2 separate regions of the Homo sapiens genome follow, and region 1 is linked to region 2. A link is a contact called in ENCODE Hi-C or POLR2A ChIA-PET data. All regions are on one chromosome and are shown on one strand. The core of a region is the stretch at or near the end of the contact, and the rest is flanking DNA. Distances in the headings are between cores, read along the strand shown.

Region 1 (3,486 bases), core at 200-2,699, 540 kb after region 2:
GTTTACAGCTAAATTTGAAACCTAGCTATAGTTAATACCCCTGTTGGAACTGACTTTGATTTTTTTTTGAGACAGGGTCTCACTTCCGAGGGCAGTGGCATATCACTGCAGCCTCAACTTCCCGGGGCTCGAGCAATCCTCGTATCTCAGCCTCGCGGGTAGCTGGAACAACAGGCATACACCACCATGCCCGGCTAATTTTTGTATTTTTAGTAGAAACGGGGTTTCACTATGTTAAGCAGGATGGCCTCGAACTCCTGGGCTCAAGGGATCCGCCCGCCTCCACCTCCCAAAGTGCTGGGATTACAGGGGAGAGCCTACCGCACCCGGCTGACTTTGCTTTTTTTTTTTTTTTTTTTAAGGTGTCTCTGCCTGTCTCCCTGTAAGCAATGCACTTCACCACTTTTGCATGCACACGTCCTAGCCATCTTTCAATGTCTAGTACAGCTAGGGGGAATCACTCCACTTTCCACTCATCCTAGGTCGATGTCCTCTCTCCCTCTGTGCACTCATACATGGCCCTTCATTTCCTCTGGACATTTCTGCCTTGAATTCGAGTTACTTCAATCTCCTGCTGTACCCCATCTCCTACCGAGAGAGCTTTTGGACGGAAGGAGTCGGCGTGCACTCAAAAGGCCAGCAAGCGGGAAGCAATCAATAAGCACTTAACAGTTTCCTATCCATCCTTGGTTTAGTTCTTGTAGAGCAAGAATTTCTCTCCTCAAGCCTGCCAGCCCCCGGGGGACAGGGTTTACTGATTTTTAATGTCTCCTGCCCGAGTCCAGGACCCACCACGCGGGCTGTGGGGACCGTCAGTGCTCACCGCCACCAAGGTCGTTATGAACCAAGTGCGGGTCAAGTAACAAGTAACAATAACTAACTAGGGCCGCGGTAGGGCGGCTGCGTATCCGAAATCCCATCTAAACCTCGCGACGATCCTGGGCGGGGGCATCGCACCCTTTTCTGACAAGCAGCAGAGGCAAGCGAAGGGGTCAGTGCCGAAGAGGGGGCCCGTGTCGGTGGGTGACAGACCAAGGCCTCAAACCCGAGTCACCGCCCAGAAGATCTTGGGGCGGAGAGAGTTCCTCACTCGCCCCGCCTCGGCACCAGCCTCTGGAGCGCTGAGACCTGGGGTCCCGGGGTCGCCGGACGTGGGCAGGGTCTGGGGGTCGCGCGCACCCCCGCCCCCTGCCCCGCGCCATCTTGGAGCGCTGTGGCGGCCGCTCCCGACAGCTTCGAACCGTTGCTCTGGAGGTTACTCACCCGCACTGCCCGGAGCCAGGCCCCCTGCCACCTCCGCGACCCCCGCCACGGCCAGCAGAAGGAGCAGCGCACCTCGCAGAGAGGCCCGGACGGTCGCCATGTCCGGGCCGGGCGGCTCCAGAGCCGCGGGATGCTCGGACCCAGCTTGGCCGCAGCCGCTGCCGCCGCTACCGCCGCCGCTCGCGCGAGGCCCCGCCCCCAGCGCCCGGCCCTTTGGTGACTGGCTGCGGCCCGCTCAAGCCCCGCCCCCTGCCTCACAGTGTTTCCAAAACCTCCCGGGGGCGGGAACGTGCCCCGTACCAGGGCTCTTTGTTATGGCCCAACTGTGTGTCGGCTTCTGCCAGGAGTCCACCAGCCCACGTTCTCCCAGAGTGAAGTCAGAGGATGTCAGAGCTGGGAGAGTCATTAGAAAACCTCTGCCACCTCCTGAGGTTTCGGGCCACTGAGGTGAGAGAGGAGACTGACCTTACTCAAGATCACACTGCAAGTTCACCTGAGAACAAGGGCTTAGTCCAAGGCCGAACCAAAGGGGCTTCTCTCCTTCATGTACCCTCAGTAATACTCGCAATATTCTTTCTGCCGAGACGCTGCCTCGCACCCAAAGAAAGCATGTCACCCGGGATCCTTCGGCCTCCCGCAGACACGGCCCCCTGACAAGGGTTCATCACTAGAGCTCTTTGGCACTATAGCCTCAATGTGTCTTTGTTGTACTTTAAAAATTATTTATTTATTTATTTAGGCAAGAGTCGCTCTGTCGCCCAAGCTGGGGTGCAGTGGCGCGATCTCGGCTCACTGCAACCTCCGCCTCCCGGGCTCAAGCGATCCTCCCACCTCAGCCTCCTGAATAGCTGGGACCACGGGCGCAGGTGACCACGCCTGGCTAATTTTTATATTTTTTTTGCAGAGAAGGGGTTTCACCATATTTCTCAAGCTGGTCTCGAACTCCTCGCCTCAAGCAATCCCCCAGCCTCCTCCTCCCAAAGTACGGGGATTGCAGGCGTGAGCCACTGTGCCTGGCCTTGATGTTACTATTAAGCACCTATTCCTGATAGGAAAAGAGGATAGGAGAACGCTTGTATACCTAGATGTGGAAAGCCTTGAATATCCGGCTGAGAAGTATAGACTTTGTCCAAGAGACAAGTTGGAAGTGGGTCCCACCCCACCCATCAGCCCAGCAGCTACGTGGAGAATGTTTAAGCCACTGGCTAGCAAAGCTAATTCATTGTCTCTTTTTTTCTCTGTGTGTTCCTGAATTAAACCCTTTTTCCTCCTTTTTTGAAAAAGCATGACCACCGTTTTAAATTCTCATGAAGACACCTGGGGCTAAATTACTTAAAACATTTTTAAAATTCCTTAATATTATTAAATATCCAGTCATTATTTACATTTTTCTTATTGTCTCATGATTTCTTTTTACAATTTTTCAAGTTCTAAACAAAATCCATATATTAAAGTTGGTTTTTATGTTTTTGGGCTCTTACATTTATCCTCTCTTTCGAGTTTACAAAAGGAAAACATGAATAAGTTAAAATATCTAAAACATCTCCTCTGATGACTCTGTTGCTTCTGTGTACAAGGTAAACTGAGGCACAATAAAATTTTAAAGTTTACTTCAGCACGCGGTGATTCATGAATTGAGAAGCTGCAAACCAGAAGTGGTTCTGGGGCTCAGCTCTGTCGAAGAAGCAGATTTTTACAGAGTGAATGGGAAAGTAATAAAAAGAAAATATTTGATTGGTTACAGTTATAAAGTTGCCTTATTTGGTCTATCCCACTAAAAAGCCTCTAGTTATACAAGTTTGTGGACTACTTCTGATTGGTTGAGCTTGTTCTGTTTTTCTTTAATATATGCATTTACAAGAAATAGCTCAGATTAACTCAAGTAAGTTTAAGGTCACTTATGAGGACTAAATTGACTATCTGCTCAGGAATTCTGCAGACCTGGTCTTCATTTTAATTTATTTTAACAATTCCCCTCTGAGAGTAATAGTACCACTATTGACACAGTCACTGGGCCAAAGAGTCATGATGCTATCATTATTAACAGTTGCGGCTGGGCGCAGTTGCTCATGCCTGTAATTCCAGCACTTTGGGAGGCCAAGGTGGGAGGATAACTTCAGCCCAGGAGTTTGAGGCCAGCCCAGGCAACGTTGTCAGACCCCCATCTCAATTAAAAGAAAAAAAAAAATAAGTAGTTACATTGGGATGTAGAATCACATGTAG
Region 2 (3,698 bases), core at 547-3,046:
AGCTTGGAAAGACACTGATGCTGAGGATAATTTCAAACAGGAAGTAGAATACAGAATGGTTTTTTGGGTTTTGTCTGTTTATTTGCTTGAGACAGGGTCTCGTTCTGTCACCTAGGCTGGAGTGCAGTAGCTAGATCTCGGCTCACCGCAACCTCCGCCTCCTGGGTTCCAGAGATGCTCGTGCCTCAGCCTCCCCAGTTGCTGGGATTACAGGCATGCGCCACCATGCCCGGTTAATTTTTTTTTTTTTTTTTTTTTTTGTATTTTTAGTAGAGACGGGGTTTCGCCATGTTGGCCAGGCTGGTCTAGAACTCCTGGCCTCAAGTGATCCGCCCACCTCGGCCTCCCCAAGTGCTGGGATTACAAGCGTGAGCCACCACGCCGGGCTCAGAATGGTTTATAATGTGGCCTGTAACACATTTAATTAGCATCCTGCCCTGCTCCCTTGCAAAGGCTTCTGGGAGCACCAACAATGAGGCACTCATTGGGATTGATCTGCCCATCTAGTTGGTCCACAGTAGTTACACAGAAAGGACAGACCCTTGGGAGAAACAAGCCCACGAAGGCCCAGTAAGGGCTTTTCTGATTTTTCTGATTTTCTAGCCAGACTCCATGGGAAACAGAAACCAAAATTTAAACCAAAGTTAGGAACACTGGCCTCTAAACAACAATCCAGGCTCCTGATACTCACCTCATTCCACTAACAAAGGAGAAATACCAAAGGTAATTACCCGTCCTAAGTGCTAGGGACCTGATTCCTCTCTTGGGCAGCCTTCCCTGAGTCTACCCTTTCCAGCTCCCACAACCCTACACCAGGTTTCTTGGTGGGAGCAATCCTGCTGCTCCTATTACTGATACAGCATTCGGTGAAAATTCCCCTTTTAGGCCGGGCGTGGTGGCTCACGCCTGTAATCCCAGCACTCTGGGAGGCCAAGGCGGGCGGATCACCTGAGGACACGAGCTGGAGACCAGCCTGGCCAACGTGGTGAAACCCCGTCTCTACTAAAAATACAAAAAATGAGCCGGGCGTGGTGGCGGATGTCTGTAAGCTCAGCTACTCGGGAGGCTGAGGCAGAAGAATCGCTTGAACTTGGGAGGCGGAGGTTGCGGTGAGCCGAGATCGCGCCATTGCACTCCAGCCTGGGCAACAAGAGCGAAACTCCGTCTTGAAGAAAAAGAAAAAAAATTCCCCTTTTAGTGTGAGCCTCTGAAGCCACTACTCTGGGGAGATGATAGGAGAGGATGGATTTGGACTCTGAAAAGGTAGTGATAACACATCTCCTTTTTTATTGCACTGCCCCAGTAAACTGAGTTGTACAAACAGAAAAAACTCGAAACCCTTCTGTCAACTTTTTTCGCGGGGAAGAGTCACGGAAACTGGAAACGGGAAATGGGAATTCACGTCTATCGCAGCCTCCTAGGTGGCAAACGCTTAGCCTGAACACCTCTTCAATAACCCTGTTAAGTAGACACGGTCATTATCCCCACTTACGGAGAAGAAAACCGCGGGTCGGAAAGGTCAAATATCTTATCCAGGGAACAGGGCTGGTAAAGCGCGGGGCTCCGATGAAATCCTCCAGTCTCCCGAGAGCCAGGAGCAAACTGGGTTTGGGCCGCTGCGCCCCGCACAGCCCAGACCCCAGCCATCAACTGCGACTGCGGCGGGCAGGCGGGAGAACTGACCTGAGGGGCGGAGGGCACGGCTGAGCGGCGCCCGACAGAAGGACAGGGGCCTGCTGTCCTGAGAGACGCGGCTGGTACGGCGTTCCTAAGAATCTTTTCGATCGCCGGGTTGTGGCCGCTTCCGCCCGCCAAGGGAATCAAATCTCCCGGGCCGGAAGGGGCGGGGACGCGGCGGGGGCGCGCGCGGCGCCGGATCCCAGGGAAGCGGACGCGCACGGCAGGCGGGGGCGCGCACAGTGCCGGGGGGTTCTCACCGGGGCAACGGCTCGCGGTCGCTGTGGAGCCGTGAAAGGGATGGCCGGGAGGTCCACTGGGCTGCGAGGGGTGACTTGAGGCCTTGGTCTTGCCCCGGAGGGCACGTGATGATTTTCCAGGTGGCGTGGATATGCCAAGTCTCCACAGAACCCAACTTTCTTACGTTCTCTTCCTAAAATTGACGTGCCCTCTGGCAGTCACAGTTCTCATTTTCGTCCTCCCTTGCCCACTGGCCGTTCTCCCACCCAGCAAAGACAGGAATACCTCCCCCTCTCCAAAATGTGTTGCCACGAGGAATAAGAACCCCAGTAGCTGAGACTACAGGCACGCGCCACCACGCCTGGCTAAATTATTTGTGGGTAGAGACGGGATCTCGCTATGTTGGCCAGGCTGGTCTCGAACTCCTGGGCTCAAGCGATCCTCCCGCCTCAGCCTCCCAAAGTGCTGGGATTACAGGCGTGAGCCACTGTATCCGGCCCAGAAAATCTTTAGACAAATTAAACTTTACAGAGTTGAATTGACCAAAGAATGAGTCCAAAATCCAGTAATCCCTGGAACCAAAATAGGTTCAGAGTGATTCGGGCTGCCATATGTTCAAATAACATTTATGGACAGAAAAAGGAAAATGACTTACAGAAATTGCAGTCAAGTATGGAAACAGCTGGATTGGTTGCAACTCAACCTCTGACTATTTTGAGCACTGTTTAAACAGTTGGCCACCTGTGATTGGCCAAAACTCCGCTGCTGTGATTGACTGAGACTCGCTACTTGTTACAAGGTTACAGTCTCTTTACACATTTACAATTGTAGTTGTCTACAATTCACTATGTATGGAGAAACTGTTAGGCCAGGTGCAAAGGCTCACATCTATAATCCCAGCACTTTGGTGGGGGGGCGGGGGCAGATCATTTGGGGTCAGGAGTTCGAGACCAGCCTGACCAACATGATGAAACCCTGTCTCTACTAAAAATACAAAAAATTAGCCGGGCTTGGTGGCGCGAGCCTATAATCCCAGCTACTCAGGAGGTAGAGGCAGGAGAATCTCTTGATTCTCTCTGCTGGGAGGCAGAGGTTGCAGTGAGTAGAGATCGTGCCACTGCACTCCAGGCTGGGCAACAGAGCAAGACTCCGTCTCAAAAAAAGAGAAAGAGAGAAAGAGAGAGAGAAAAGAAAGAAAGGAAGAGAAGGGGAAGGGAAGGGGAAGGGAGGGGAAGGGAGGGGAAGGGAAGGGAAGGGAAAGGAAAGGAAGGGAGAGAAAGGGAGAGAGAGAAAGAAATAAATTGTTAGTCTGAACTTAAAATGCATAAGGAGGCAGCTTTATGCTAAACTTAATTTAACATGGTCATCTGAATCTTCAGCAAATCATAATCTTTTTGCTGGTGGAGGGTCTTGCCTCCATGCTGCTGATTGATCAGGGTGGTGGTTGCTAAACGTTGGGATGGCTGTGGCAATTTCCTAAAATAAAACAACAATGCTGCATCGATGGACACTTCCTTTCATGAAAGATTTCTCTGTAGCATGTGATGCTGTGTGATACCATTTCATCCACAGCAGGACTTCCTTCAAAGTTAGTTCTCTGAAATCTTGCCACTGCCTTATCAACAAAGTTTATGGAATATTCTAAATCTTTTGTTGTTATTTCAGCAATGATCACAGCATCTTCACCAAGAGGAGCTTCCATCTCAAGAAAGCACTCTCTCTTTGCTCATCCGTAAGAAGAAACTCCCCATCTATTCAAGTTGGATCATGAGATTGCAGCA

What was found. Hi-C counts contacts between places; a loop is a spot of excess contacts on that map. ChIA-PET counts read pairs that join two places held with the same protein, here RNA polymerase II (POLR2A). Pooled maps may share reads with other maps.
Region 1: a loop to region 2 is called in a pooled map, with 7 times the contacts of the local background. The contact joins the promoter of RECK here to the promoter of MELK in region 2. A Hi-C loop is called at or near these places in 5 of 50 pooled maps. POLR2A ChIA-PET finds 5 or more read pairs at or near these places in 2 of 52 experiments (BJ and WTC11).

The regions. Positions count from the first base shown.
Region 1 is chr9:36,034,876-36,038,361 of GRCh38, reverse strand. RECK (reversion inducing cysteine rich protein with kazal motifs) reads right to left here and starts at 1,449. Exons shown (of 21, transcript NM_021111.3): 1 at 1,264-1,449. The coding sequence starts at 1,363. RefSeq lists silencers at 1,170-1,319, 1,330-1,529.
Region 2 is chr9:36,570,993-36,574,690 of GRCh38, reverse strand. MELK (maternal embryonic leucine zipper kinase) reads right to left here and starts at 1,796. Exons shown (of 18, transcript NM_014791.4): 1 at 1,684-1,796. RefSeq lists a silencer at 1,715-1,994 and an enhancer at 2,578-3,077.